2 separate regions of the Homo sapiens genome follow, and region 1 is linked to region 2. A link is a loop called in an ENCODE intact Hi-C map of the cell type or tissue named here. Cell type or tissue: A673. All regions are shown on one strand.

Region 1 (8,000 bases), 56 kb after region 2:
CATTTGCACTGATGTAATAGAATGTCCGTGAATATTACTGGATAAGAAAGTAAAAGATTCTGAGGAAAAAAAGCACGTATAAAAAAAAAGTCAGTAAAATAATTTGTGTAGGGTAGTTTGTGTATATAGGGAAAAATCTGGTAGGATAAATACTAAATTGGTCTTGGGCCTTACAATCCAGCAGAGGATTGAGGTGGCCGTACTGCTGCTGCTGCTGCTGCTGTTACTGCCACAGCCACTACCCCTGCTGGCTCACATGTGCCAGTGAGGCTCTACATCGTCTACATGTTAACTCATCTAATTCCCATACCATTTCTATTTCACAGATGAAGACACTGAGGGCTGAAGGGTATTAATACTCTGGCACAACAAAGGCAGAAAATTCAGTTTACACTGCATACATTTCTCCTCGTGACCTCTCACTCAAACCTCCACAAAGCTGCTTAGCATGATCATGTTAAAACTGAAAATCAGATCAGGTTACTCCTCTGCACAAACCCCTTCTTTGTCTTTTCCTCTCTAAGAATGAAGTCTGACATCCTTGCTAGGGCCTGCAGGACCCTGGGTTCTGCTCCCACTTGGACTTCATCACCTAACAAGTAACCCCATTTCTTTCCTCATTCTTCCCGGCTTGTTATGCTAGTAGATCACATTATTTAAGCCCTTCTCAAATATCTGGCCTCCCGCAGGTTGATCTTCTATCTCATCCCTTTTGAACTCCTTATGCTTATTACATATTTATTAATATTAAGGCGCTTATTATCTGTTTTTCCGTGCTAGAATGTAAACTCCATGAAGGTATGGACTTTGTTTTATTCCAATATCCTAAATGCCTAGAAAGGATATGTGATACCTAGTAGGTGTTCATTAAATATTTATTGAATAAATAAATGGCTGCTTAAAATAATACTAATGTGAGTTACAGCAAGAATATGTTACAATTAAGAAGATTAAATAGTATGAGACTATGTGTGGGAGTATATGCATATGTAAAAATAAAAAAAAGAGAGTGACAGATAAAGGGAAGCAGTCTATATGGAGCTAGTTCTACTTATAAAGAGGTCCACTGTAACCTGGAATAATCTTTATTTTTCACCAACAGTCCCATGATCCTGCACCCACCTGCCTCAACTACCGCATGTTCACGCAAATAAAAATATGTTACTGAGTAAATGAACTGTATCTGGGCGAATAAATGAACTGTATCTGGGCAAATAAATGAATTAAATACTTATAAAAGAACATGATTCCTGATCTCATTTAATAATGAAGTCAATTTCAACAACTACATTATTTTTAGCTCTACAACGCTGTAATTCTAACTAATCTAAGAAAATCACTTACATATTCCTCATGTTTCAAAGGCTGCATTGATCACTCATGGTTTGGTTAAGAAAATGGAATCAGGTCTATGTATTCCAGTTACAAAGGGTTTTAGTATAAGAGACAAGAGGTTTAGGAAAAGCTTAGAAAGCAAAAGTGTGTGAAGCCACTACTGATTTACTCAGCCTGAAGCTCTGAATCATGTGGTTCTCATGGATGTCCCAGGAAGCTGTTGCAATTCTCAAAAATTGCTGGGAAATTCCCACCAACGATTTCAGTCTGTGGCAGCAAAAGGGTGGTTGTCAAGAGCTTACCAAAAAGTCCCCATGAATCAAATCCCACATGTCTGGATAGACCTTCCGGAGAATAATGACCTCTCTTTCCCTTCTGCTCTAAGCCTCATGCAAGTGCCTCTCATCGGCAAACACTATGTTTCATGGAGGGTGTTTGGAAATTATTGCTCCTGCCTCTCCTCCAAAATAGAGAAGAAATCTTCGAGGGAGATGGTGGTGATGCTGATTTGACAATGAGTAGTCTGTCTGATGGGCTGCTTTTAATGGCACATATTTTTATGAGTGAGAGATGAAAACATCAACTAGTTACCTCTTCTGAATAAGATCCTTCCAGCTACTTGAAAATTTATAAATACCTTCATCATTTTTCTCTAAGTGTATACACATGTGTTTGTGCAGGTACTAGGTCAGAAGTTATAAACTAGCTAGGTACTATGATTTTTCTTTTTATGACTTACACACAATCTTTTTTTTTTGGTCATTTGAGCTGATATTTACAAATTGGAAAATCTTGCTTATAAATCTGGATTTATGGCTTTTCCTAAAAAAATTGGAAATCAGCCATGATGTTTGGATTTAAATATCCATTGTTCTTTAGACACAGCTTGCGCTCACACGTTTTTCCCAGCTCGTCACCTCTCAGAATGTTTTTTGCACCTAGTTCCGTTTGCTCATTGACATCACGACCTCCCTAGGCCCTAGAGACTTTAGAGTTTGTAACCTCTGCTCTAGAATGTGAAGGAGAAAATAATCAAGACTTTCATGTAGTTTCAATATGCTTAATGCTTTGTCAGGAAATATTTTTATGAGCTATTAGCTATGTCTGAAGCACATTTTCCCCCAAAGTCATGTTTCCTATGCATATTGTCACCCCATAAGTTAGGAACATTTTCAGTAACATTTTACAGTGTTGAATTTCATATATTTTTTAAAAATTAAATTTTTTTGACAAAAGTAGCTGTACACCCCATAAACTAAAAAACCGTAACAGTCCTATTGATAGTGAGGTTGTTCATTACACTTGTGACCCATGCCACTTAAATTCATGGTTTAGCAAAATACCAGTTACTGTAGATCATGGACATTTTGTGTCACTGAAAAGTAGACAAAATCATGACAGTTACATGTACAAAAGTCAAAAGGTACACATGTACTTTTTTATGTGTCTCTTCATGTTTATAAACATGTCGTTACATCACAGACACAAACGCACACACACACACACACACACACACACGCACATATTTCTCATATCCTTTTCCCACTCCCTCACATATAACAAAAATTAGTTCTAGGTGATAATAAACTGAAAGTCACCCTGACATTTTGAACTTCCAAGAAAAATCAGAAATCAATGCAATCATAAGGCAACTTGCTATGAAAATAATACAAAAATAAGCTTTAGAGATATGTGCTAAATAGGAAATAAGCAAACAAATAAAGGAAGCTAATTGCCTCAGCAGGAGAGGTATAAATTAAACTTTGAGCTTCATGTTCTGAGAGTCAGGCCTGGGTTGAAGTCAGGTGAAAAAATACCTTGTCACCAAAAGTGATTATAGACTATTCAGGTAATTTGGAAGCCTGAAGTCAGAGGGCTGGAAATGTACATATTCAAAAATACTTAAACTTTGGAAAGTTTTATAAATAACATGCAGCTGTCCAGCAATATGTATAATGTCTGCCAACTATATAAAGTCTCCACGAATTCTGTTTTGGTTTGGCATTCAGTATAGAAAAATAATATATCTGTTCCTTGTTTTCCACTTGTAGGCGACTACATTTGAGTGTTCTATATACAAGTCCTTGTTCTTCCCCATGACTGACATTCAAATACCAGAAATGACAAGTTATTGGCGATTGTGGAGAATAAAAATTCATTTATGTCTATAAATATCCAAGAGTTGTTTAGTTAGGAGGAAACAGATGACCTAACAGAAGACTAAATCTTGGCAAGTTGACTTTCATTGGCTGAACTCTGCCAATTTCATTCTAGCCAGCTGGTTTCCTCTAATCCTCTCCTGTTCCTTCTGTTTGAGTGATTTCGTAGGGTTTTTTTATGCCACATGCATCCATCACCACCTCCAAACAAAGAGCATGCTGGGTGAGAACAAAGCACAAATGAGAAGTATGAGGGGTTCACTCTACTGGAGATGAGGCCAAGGAAACTCAGCAAGAAATTCACACATTCATAACTACAAGTTAGTGACAATACAGAAAATTAAATTTAAGAGGGAGCCCCAGATCCTTTATTCTTGCAGTTTAGTTAACTGGACAGCTGGAAGCTCTCCAAATGACCTTTAGTTCAACCTAAATTATGTCATTCTTTCTGTGCTCAGAGAATCAGAGCTGAGGGGCAAGGAGTCCACAGAGGAAGACTTGTAGAGTGACAGGAAGCTTGCCCAGTTTGCATAAGGCAGTGAATTAGTTTGAGTCAATTAAGTTCATAATTTATTTCTTTTTAAGGATTCCATTTTTTTTTTCAAAATAGCCCTTTCCTTTAAATTTCATTCTAATGAAACATTCAAGTAAAGGTTTGATTACAATTAAAGTTTTCCTTCTAAGGGCTATTATTTGAGAGTGCCTTCTCAAATAAAGTTGGTGGGGTGAGACTGGAGGAAGAAAGAGAGAGGGAGGCACATGGGAAAACCCAACCCAGGTGCAGGATGAAGCCGAGGACCTAAAGAAAACCTGGAAGCACTATGAAGCAGGTATAAATCCAGCCTGTCTGTTCTAATTCCTGAGAAGGAAGGGCCAAAAGAACGGAGAGAAAACAGAAACAGTTATTTGATGGATGTTATACATTTAGGTTCTGTAATTACATGGGAAGTTGATTTATCACGGTGTCCTTGCATCAGTGAAACGTCAGAGGCGAGACACATGTGTGGCCTCATCAGAGGAGAAATTGTTTTTAGGAAGCTCTGGCTTTGCAATCTGGAAACGACAAGAATAACATGAGGTTAACGTTATAACTTTCTGAGAACTTTCAAAGCAATTAATGCATGAAATTAGACATGTAAAGAAGTGGAGAAAGGGAGAAATTCAAGTACGATAAGCAAAACTGGCAACTTGGAGAATCAAAATAATCTGTAAGTGTTTCTGAGACTGTTTTTGCTTAACTCAGAGGCCAAACATTCTTGCTAACTCAGAGGCCAAACATTCTTGCTTTCACTCTACTAATACACAGTAGGCTTTCTCATCTGGCATATGTTCACTCCATGTACCACAGATAAAGATTCTTAAAATGTTTCATGATTTTTCTTGTCCTTCACAAGATGTTAATGCCTGGACTCTCTTGCTTTTAATTATTGTTCATATTAGAAAATTAAAATATTTATCAAGACCTATACAATCAAGTTAAGCCAAGTTGTCTGTGTAAACAAAGCTTTAACAAACAAATCGTCTTTAGACAAAAATATCTTGAAAAATATACAAACAACTTTGAAAGTAAACAAGTAGCCTCAACTAATATTAAAAACCTCCATTTCTTTGCTTGAAAAATACAAATAGAAAACACATACATACACTTATATACACATGCTTATGCACCCATGTGGATACACACAGAGATGTGATAAGTGTTTAGATAGAGCTGAATATCAAAGGCTACAGATTGACCTCTGTCTCCCTCTGCTCCCCTTGCATTATTCTCAGGCTGAATACTGCATTATTTTGATGGCTTATGGACATTTTAATCAGTGTCAGATCATTCAGCCAATGATATAGGCATGGAGGACGTAGTCATAGTGTCTTATTTTCATTAGGAATCTAATGATTTTGAGCGCATGATGTTTCAAATCTCAATGAGAATGATGATAAGCTAAGGGCTACTTCTATGTTTTTTTGCATCAGAATGAAAATGCCCTGGGAAATAACGTAATATCCACCTTTGATGACTTCATTACAGTTGATTCTAAAGCCATAGTTAAGTAATAATGATTGGGTCATATATTATTAGTAGTAGTAGCAGTATTATGATTGTCCCCCTAAAAGCATTTTTCAAAGGCCAGAGAACAATGACTGTCAAGTTAGCCAAAATTCATTCAAGTTGATTTCATTTGAGGATTACCAGCAAAGTAAATTTTGAAACCTTTGCTATTAATTGATAAAACTTAATTCTAATGAGCAAGGAGTAGCACCTAGCCTCAGCTAATTACACAAGGCTTTTTACAGTGGTGTGCTAATGCCAGTTCACAGCAGCTCCCTTGAAAAAGCAATTGCTAAAGTTTTCATAAATTTTGAGAAACAGTTCTTTTAAAATTTAAATTATATAAACTTACAAGCAAATAAGTTATATTAAAACAATAAATTCTCAAAATGTATTGCTTACTAATTCACTACATTTTACTATTGTCTGTGCTTTTGGGGTCATCTCTATCTGCACACATAATTTATGTTTACATCTGAATGGAGGAAATATTATGTAATATGCTGCATAACATCTCCTCCCAGCTCTGTATTCAGTGAAGTCCCATTAGTATGTTGAAGGTGGCCATGGTGGTATTTACATTAAGGAAAGGACAATGGCACCAATCACGGTTTTTTACTTTTTATATTCTTTTGGAGGTCAAGCTATTAAACATTTATCACATCACTTATTTGAGTGTCTCTAATATACATATAGACCCTTCTTCTTTTTAATATTCTTGTCTATTTGGGGCTTTTAACTTGTGGAAGTTAAATTGTTCACTTTGTATTTATTTATCCTTGTTTTCTAACTCTGTCTTTTCTCTAATACCTGACTGCAGTGTTATAGGAGAAATAATGAAGTGTGGGATAATAGAATAGCATGTCTACCCTAGATGAGGCAGTGAGAAGTTTTGCCCGTTCAAGTCATTTTCCACCTCTCTTCTGTTTGCAGTGCCCAGAGGTTGTTGCAAATGAAAGTTATGTTTTCACTGTTGGAAAACTGGTTGACAAAATCACTTCAGGCCCCCGCTGTTTGCAATACACACTCTGACAAATATGCTGGTTAAGAAAAGAATTATTTCCAACTTACTCCCTTTGGCAGGTAAAAACAAAGACGAAAGTTGGCGTCTAACTACATATGTGTTTCTATGTTTTGTTTGTTTGCTTGTTGTGGTAATGTGAAACTAGAAGTTGATTCATTTGCATTTCCTTTAGATCTCAATAGAAGGCATCTGAATAAATTATTTGATAAAATAAATCAAATAATACATAAAATATGGCACTCTGGGCCATGGATACATCCTCTTCCCCTTGTCAAACTTGCAAAACACCTACAACTGTTGTTAGTAGCCAATAAAAAAAAAACTGGCTGATTTTGACAGGAAAAAACAGTTAAAAATGACTGAATTGCTCTCAGAATCACCAGGAGGGTTGGAGGACTCGCCACAGGGATACAAAGCCAGGAAAAGAAATATACCTGAACATACTCCATGTGCACAACCAAATGCTATTTGCTATTGGTTTTTTTGTTGACACCTTGAGCATTAAACACTGGATGTTATGCTTAGTACCACTATCATCATCCTTATTAACCACCACCATGACTAGAACAATCCATTGTGTTCCTTGTTTCTTTTCCCTGTTGGATCCTGGTTACAAATTTGGAAATGTGCATTTAATTGATACAACTTAACAAATGCCCAATTTCAGTCATGAAGGAGGCTAGAAAATGTGGTATTTGGCCTTCTCAGCATCTATAGAGGGATATCTTCATAATATGCGAAGTTACTCCAGCATAGATAAACAGCAGAGATACTGAGTTGTCAAAAAATTTGCAATCGTCCACAGCATTCTCTTAATTCTTCTGCTACATGGAGAAGCTCAGATCATTTCAATCCCATCTTTTTTATACCTGCTGTTTTGTTCCCTGCTATATGGCATATGGTGGAAACCAATTCCAAGAGCCCTGGAGACATTGCACCTGCACGTCCTGCACCTAAGTGATGTTTTTACTCTTGAGAAGAAAGAGCAATGTTCTAGCATGCACAGAACATATGCTAATCAGCTGCACTCTTCAGGCACAAATGAGGATAATGTGTTCATTGTTTAGACACTGGAATTGTTCATTACAAAATGACACAGTGTTTGCCAATTTTGTCTTCATTATAAATGTAAATATTAACTGGCGATATGCAAAAGAATACAAAAAGTCAACAGCAATTAATTGGCTTCTGTAGTAATTAGCAACTGTAAGGCAAACACTTAGGAGCCGTTGTAATTGTCTGCATTAGGAATACACCTCCTGTACAGATCTAATTAGCAATTTAAATAGTTCAGAAATTATATGCCTCTTGCCTTTACACTCCCTGAAGTACTGTTTGTTCATTAATGGGGGAAAAAATTGCTAGTAAATGTCATTTGCATTGTCTTGCGTTAAGGGCTCTACATCAAAGCCTCTGTTACTGCCTCATACTGAAT
Region 2 (8,000 bases):
TTCCTTTAACTAATAGTGTAATTGGGAATGTAATTGTGGGCTTAAAGTTCTTTTTTTTTTAAATTGCCAGATGTTTGCAAATATTATTTCATGCCTTTTTCCATCTACGATGTGCTTTTTGTATGTAAAATGTTTATCCTTCCTGGATATAGAGTTTTCTACTTGTATTTGATATTTTTAAAATTTTACTGAACTATGTTTACCTGTGTGTTTGTGTATGTGTTTTAACTTGTCCTATTGGCACTTATAAACTCTTTTTAATCGAGATCTTACAACTTTCTTTAATTCTGAAAAATTCTCTGCCATTATTTTACATTTTAAGATGTTTTTATAAGGAAGTTTTGAAATCTTATTCCCTTCTTCCACTTCTTCTGGGAGGTCATTTAAATCGGTATAACAATAGCTATTTCATCTCTATTTATCTTTTTCTTTCTCATTCATTTCTTCTATCTCTTTCCCATGTGTTTGGAATAATTTTTTTTTCCTACGATTTGTTACTAAATAGTGCATTTTCTAATTGGAAACATTCTTCTATTCTGTACCTCAACTGACTTTGTTATTTCAACAATTACATATATTTTTCATATTCAGCAGTTCCAGTTGATTCTTTTCTTTAAAACATATAACTTCTTTTTTTTTTGGTTTATATTTTCAATAACTTCTCTCATCTCTGTAAAAGTTATTGGTGATTGTCACCTCTCATCTGGCTTGTTTCCATCTGGACTCCTGGTTTCTATCTATTTCTCCTACAGCCTATGTATTAGTCAGGGTTCTCCAGAGGGACAGAACTAATAGGATATGTGTATATATGAAAGAGAGTTTATTAGGCAGAATTGGCTCACACAATCTCAAGGCAAAGTCCCATGATAGGCCTTCTGCAAGCTGGGGAAGAAAGAAGCCAATAGTGGGTCAGTCCAAGCCCAAAAGCCTCGAAAGCAGGGAAGCCAACAGTGTAGCCTTCAGTCTGTGGCTGAAGGCCCAACAGCCCTGTCAAAACACTGATGTAAGTCCAAGAGTCCAAAGGCCAAAGAACCTGGAGTCTGATATCCAAGGGCATGAAGAATGGAAGGAAGCATCCAGCATCAGAGAATGATTAAAGCCAGAAGATTCAGCAAGCCAGCTTAGCCCACACTCTTCCACCTGCTTTGTTCTAGCAGCCCACCCAGATTGAGTGTAGGTCTTCCTCTCTCAGTCCACTGACTCAAATGTCAGTCTCCTCTGGCAACACCCTCACAGACACACCCAAGCCTCATACTTTACCAGCTATCTAGACATCCTTCCATCTAATCAAGCTGACACCTAATATTAACCATCACAGTAATTACGTTTAAATTACATTATGAGTCTACCTCATTCACTAGTTCTGTTTTTTTTTTTTTCTGGTGTAGACTCTTCAGCTTATTTTTCTTTCATAATGATTGAATTTCTTTGATGTTTCATTATACAAATATATCACACACACAGAGGCTCATATGCCATTGGGAATTTTAGTTATCAGGTATTTTTATTTTGTTTTCATTATCAGTTATCATCAGTTATAATTACCGTGGCCTCTGCTATTTATTTGGGGCCAGGCAAAAACCCAATACTTTACCAGCTATCTAGACGTCCTTCCATTCAATCAAGTTGACACCTAATATTAACCATCGCAGTAATTATTATGTTTAAGTTACATTATTAGTCTACCTCATTCATTAGTTCTGTTTTTTTTCTGGTATAGATGCTTTAGCTTATTTTTCTTTCATAATGATTGAATTTCATTGATGGTTCGTTATACAAATATATCACACACACAGAGGCTCATATACCATTGGGAATTTCACTTATCATATATTTTTATTTTTTATTCATTATCAATTATCAGTTATAATTATCCTGGCCTCTGCTGTTTATTTGGGGCCAGGCAAAAACCCAGGATTCTCACATACTCTTGCAGGTAACTTTAGGGAGCAGATTGGAGGCGCAGTACAGTAGGTGTAGTTTATGGTATTGCAATCCTGGCTGGTCACTTTATCCTGCTCCATTTACCCACTATTCCTACTCTGTAACCTAACCTGGAGATATTTTCCTCCAGGAAATGGAGTTTATGAAATGGGATTTGCATATCCAGGGCACCAAAAGCCTGCTTTTTATATATGTATTATTATTATTTTTAATCTGAGCTACTCTTTAGACATCTCCTAATCTTACTATTTTGTTATCAGCTGATTCTGGATGGCTTTGTTGTTTCTTGACCTTCTACATCAACAGGATAGACGATTATTATCCCAAGGTCAATAAAGGAAAAGAAAAGGGCACAGCTAGAATAACTTCTCCCACAAAGTCCCTGCTTATGATGTCTTGCTATTTTTGTTTCTGGGCTGATAATACCATCTACCTAGAGACCCAATCATCTTGTGTCTTTGTGAATGTTTCTACTAGACTTTGTATTTAGTTCTGAAAAAAAATTAAGACTCCCTTTTACCTTTTGTTTCATAACCAAATTTGACTCAGAAATCTTATTTGATATTCAGAGATTTTTAAGATTTTGGGGGCTTTAATGTTTGCATGCTTTCCATCATTATTTTTTCTGGTTTGTCATTTATTTCTTTGTTTATACAAATAGATACTGAAACCCAAGATTATATTAAATCAGGTTATAACAAGATTTTTAAAATAGTTGATATTTTAAAGGTCATTCACGATTAAACTTCTTCCTGTCATGGCAGTAAGAATACTTACAAAGTACAACATGTAACTCGGATGGCTAAAATGAAAATTGTTGATTGGAGGTATTGAAAAGTTGCAGCTGGGATTTGAACAAATAAAGTATTGGTAGGATCCCCAGAAGTAGAAACAGTAGAAAGCCATTGCCAATTCAATGGTCAAAGAGACAAGGGAGGAAAGACATTACTGGAGCTCAGTGAGAATTGGAAACGTGGAGGAGCCAATTCTAGGGGGAAGGAATCCATAGCTCCTTTGCCCTAGATGGAGGGGCCATCTAGGGGGACGCTACAGTCATGGAGGGACAGAGCTTCTACCAGAACATCTCCATGGAATTAGGAAGGGAGTGAGGAAGTAATGCACCTTTATTCTCTCCTCCCACCCTCGTGTCCTGCCAGTGCCAACCCTTGGTTGAACCCAAATAGAAGCCAAAATAGTAAGGAGGTAAGAAGAAGCAGGCCAAAGAGGTAGCTTTCTGGGGAACAGGACAGGTCAGATAAGGTTGACTAATAGACATGAGAAGAGAATAAATTGAGTATTACCAGAATTCTAGCCTTTCTGTGCTTACCTTCTATCTTGGTGTTTTATAATACTCAATTAGACGATTCTGGTAACTTTGTCACAAATGTTCTATTCCCCCTTTTTCCCTGAAAATTTTCATTTATCCTACAGTGCTCCTCACTAACATCCGCGCCTCTGTGAAAATCTTCTTTATCTCATTCCTCTGAGTTTGGTAATTTGCCTACTGTTTGCACATAGCACTTACTATTTACTTTCATTACAACAATTTTCACATTTCATCTTAATTGATTAGTGGCTTTTCATTCTTTTTCTCATCTCTTCCAGAACAGAAATTGTCTTGTCATTCTGTGTCCCTTGGGACTCCTATTATTACTGGCAGATGGTAAGTGCCCAGAAAAAAATTCACAAGTGAATAAAAGGGAGAATGAATGAGTATGAGAGTATCTTCCCCAAGAGAAAAGGAAAGAGTGGGCAAATCGATCACAAGCAAACAAGGAAAGTAGGAGATTGAGGAATTAAGAAATAAATGATGTTATCAGTGAGAACAATATAGAAGGCTTAAAGTCAAAAATAAAATGGAATTAGGCTAAAACTTAAGTGGAAAGATAAAGTCAACAAAACGAAATGAAAAACCAAAAAGCTGAACACATTTTAAAAGGTATGCAATCCAAATAAAATGGAGTTCACAAATATTTTCTGTAATTGGTAACAAAAAAATCTAATTTAGAGATGACTTTTCTTAAGGTGCTGAGAAAATAATTTTAATGTTAATTCACCCTTTTATTCTTTGATTTCAGCAAATTTTGATGATTACATTTTCTAAATCCATGATTAAACTTCTCTGCCATGGCGTAAGTGTACTTACAAAAACCAAAATGTAAAGGGTAAAGTGAGGTTGGCACCATTTTAAAACTCTGTACCCATATTTTGTTTTAGTAGTCAAAGTTTACATTTAAACTTGGTATTTGTTTATAGTTAATAAAAAGAAAAGAACATATGCTGTTATTTAAGTGCTCTGGTGAATAATTTCCCCTTATTTCTAAAGCTATAACTGATATTTGAAGACTGACCCACTCATCTAAAGTTTAGATAACTCAAGGCAGATTTTAGAAGTATTTCTTCACACTCAGGATTATTAAGTATGAAAGGACGTATGTCCATCCAAAATTCGTAGTACTCATTTTGCTAAAATTTATTTTATATAGCCTAGCCAAGACAGTACAACATTTTGCTAATTAGTAATGGCTCATTTAAATAGCCACTGGTTTCTACATATTTCCACACACGAAAAGAAGGAAGGAAGGAAGGAAGGAAGGAAGGAAGGAAGGAAGGAAGGAAGAAAGGAAGGAAGGAAGGAAGGAAGGAAGGAAGGAAAAAGAGAGAGAGAGTTTTAATAGGTTTTATTATTGAGTTATGTTAAGGCCAACAGATCAGGAGATGATTGCCATTGAAAAGATAGTTTGTGGGCTAGGCATGGTGGCTCACACCTATAATCCTTTGGAGGCCAAGGTGGGAAGATTACTTGAGGCCAGGAGTTCAAAACCAGCCAGGGAATCGTAGCAAGATCCCTTTCTCTACAAATAAATAAATGAATTAACTGGGTATGATGCCATATGCCTATAGTTCAAGCTCCTTGGGAGGCTGAGGCAGGAGGATTATTTAAGTTCAGGAGTTTGAGGTTGACATGAGCTATAATCACCCTACTGCACCCCACCCTGGGTGACAGAGTGAGAATCTATCTCTAAAAAACAACAAAAAGATAATGTGTTATACTTACAGATGGAGACACAGGGGCTCACATAGGCCAGCATGCGGTGGGGGAGGTGCAGTCAGGAGGCAAAGGGAGAGGGAAAATCTTGAGCCAAGAGCCTTTATTGTGGTTTCCTCGGGAGAAATTACAGCAGGATCAGGGTCATAGGTGCTGTCTCTAGTTGTCTAGGACCTAGCCCTGGAATGCTAAGGGAAGATGGATAGTGGCTTAGAGTACAGAGTGTAAGCTGTGCATTGGTTGATTTGCATATGAAAGTTGTGCTCGCAGGTGAGTTGTTTACTCTCTCTAGTAACTGGCTAATCCTGGAGTGAGCTGACTTCCTCTAGGGTCAGCAGGGCCTCAGATGTCAAAACATCAAAATATAGATAGACACGGTTAATATAAGAAGGAAAGGAAGGATATTTTATGAATGAATACATGAAGAGCAAATAAATATTTCATATTAGAATTCTGGTGCAAGACTAACAAAAGTGTATATGTTTTTAGTCTAGAAACGTTTAATGAAAATATGGTCAGATAAAAATAATAATAAACAGTATTATATAGAATGTTTTGTCATGGATGACCTCAAATACTATTATATTTGTAATTTAAAATATATGATCCTGTGAGTCATGAATTTATAGAAATTGACTTGCAGAACTTCAATTAATGACCTTGATTATTTTTCTGTAAGAAGAGAGGGAGAGGTTATGTGAGTGCAAGTAAATTAACCTTTCATTCCATACCCTACCAACTTCTTCTCCACTGACAAGTAATCAAGATTGTTTGACAGAAACAGCAAGTTGTTTAGCTTCTCAGCTCTCCTGCCGCTAAAATATGATGTCAGATAATTTGTTCCTGTTTAGGTCTAGCTTGATTACTTCTGGTTCCCTGAGATTTGAATTGATGAAGTTTTACTTTAGTTACATAGCAGTGTTAATAAATGCTGTCCTGTTTATTAATGAGATGCCAAAACTGTATTGTTATATTTAGAGGACAGAGCCAAGTTCATGTAACTTAAAGTAGTTGAATGTAATAAAAGGTTAATTAGACTTCATGACCTGTTTGGAATATGTCTTGGGTCTCAATACCATTTAACTTTCAATGCAAAATACCAAAATCCAGAATTAATTTATAAGATAACAATTTAATAGTCTGTCATTTAAATAGTAAATGATTCTAACACCTCCTGAAGATATGTAAAACTGAAAGAAATACTGAAAACAAAAACTTAAAAGAGGAAAGCAAAATAAGATTCAGTCAAGGCCAGCCAAAGTGTTATTTCCTTTGATTCAGTGTGAGTATATTACATGAACATTTTATTCACACTGTATACACAGGATGTCAAACAGTCCCCACTGAAGGAAGAATCATTGTGAGAGCTTTCTATAAATTATTCAGATGTATAATATGAAGAATTTAAAATACAATGCAATCATTGGGTAGAGAATATATGCTACAGAAAATTTCTAACTCAACTTTACCTTCTCATTTTCGACTGAGGGTAAGTGAAAAATATTAACTTGAAAGACCACGCAAGAACACTATTCAATGGCTAATAAAAATTTTTATAGGTGAAAATAAAACTGCACAAAGTTCTAGCCATATTGAAATCACAAAATAAAATTATCTGAATTGTCTAAAAATTCATCTAATGAAAATTTCACTGAGAAATTTAATAATTTTTTTTCATGTTTCAGGCAAACAGAATGCAAAAGAAGTCCATATCTAGAGAAATCCTGGTGGAATTTTTCAAACTTCTATGACAAAAAAAAGTCCGATGAGTTTCTAGATTTTAAAAAGTACTAAATTACTTTTTAAAAAATCAACTTTACAAACAACATGAAAACAGAATGTTTAAGAGGAAAAATTATGTGTAGCTTATAATAATAATTATATCCCAGTTTTCCTTACTTTACTGGAGTACAGAGAAATGACTTTTTAAAAAGGTATACAAGTTTTATTAAATAAAAGTCAATGTGAGCTTCTTAATATTACCATTCTGACTTAACAACAATTGTATTTATAAGAAATATGTATTTAGCTACTAAAGTATAATAGCAAAAACTAAAATATGCTTTGAATAAGAGATTTCTCTCTCCTGTGTTATATAATACTCTCCTTTTACTGAAATTTCCTCTATATAGCATAGATCGTTGAGTATCATATGAATATTACCTTGAGTAAGTTTCGGTAGTTTTGTCTTTAAAAATATGTCCATTTCATATAGGTTGTTTAATTTATGGGCTTAGAGTTGTTCACAGCATCCCTTTGTTCTTTAAATGTCAGTACAGTCTGTAGTGATGTTTCTTTATTAGTTCTTATTGTTTGTAATTTGCATTTTCTCTTTTTTTTGGTCATTCTAACTAGAAATTTATTAATTTTATTGAAATTTCTAAACAATCAGCCTTTGGGTAAATTAGTTTTCTTTTTCTTCTGTTCTAAATTTCATTGATTTCTGCTCTCATTTTCATTATCCTTTCTTCTATTTGCTTTTGGTTTAATTTGTTCTTCTATTTTTCTCTCAGAAGGAGGTTAGATAATTCATGTGAATTCTGTTTTCTTTTCTAATATAAGCATTTAAAGCTATCAGTCTCCCTCTACGCACCACTTTAGCTACATTGTCAAATTTTGAAAATAATAAGAGCTATTTATGACAAACCCACAGTCAATATCATGTTGAATGGGCAAAAGTTGTAAGCATTCCCTTTGAAAATTGGTACAAGACAAGGATGCCCTCTCTCACCTCTCCTATTCAACACAGTATTGGAAATTCTGGCCAAGGCAATCAGCAAGAGAAAAAAATAAAGGATATTAAATAGGAAGAGAGGAAGTCAAATTGTCTCGGTTTGTAGATGACATTATCCTATATTTAGAAAACCACATCATCTCAGCCCAAAAATTCCTGAAACTGATAAGCAATTTCAGCAAAGTCTCAGGATACAAAATCAATGTGCAAAAATCACAAGCATTCCTTAACACCAACAATAGATAAGCAGAGAGCCAAATCATGAATGAACTC

The links. Peaks named below come from ENCODE experiments on the same cell type or tissue, not always from the same donor. Only the 100,000 strongest peaks of a DNase experiment are listed, where the experiment ranks them.
Region 1: it touches region 2 in a loop (2.4-fold over the local background); 2 of 110 quality-filtered maps call a loop at or near these places.

What each region holds. Positions count from the first base shown.
Region 1 is chr9:80,500,259-80,508,258 of GRCh38, forward strand. No RefSeq gene overlaps it. Among named protein-coding and RNA genes, the nearest start is that of LINC01507, 680 kb to the left of the region's middle. In A673, no CTCF peak of the experiment used is centred here; no DNase peak of the experiment used is centred here.
Region 2 is chr9:80,444,498-80,452,497 of GRCh38, forward strand. It overlaps LOC105376103 (a long non-coding RNA gene), which reads left to right. Exons shown (of 3, transcript XR_929989.3): 2 at 3,550-3,607; 3 at 6,679-6,975. Among named protein-coding and RNA genes, the nearest start is that of LINC01507, 620 kb to the left of the region's middle. In A673, no CTCF peak of the experiment used is centred here; DNase peaks (open chromatin) are centred at 3,584 and 4,704; H3K27ac peaks cover 3,145 bases.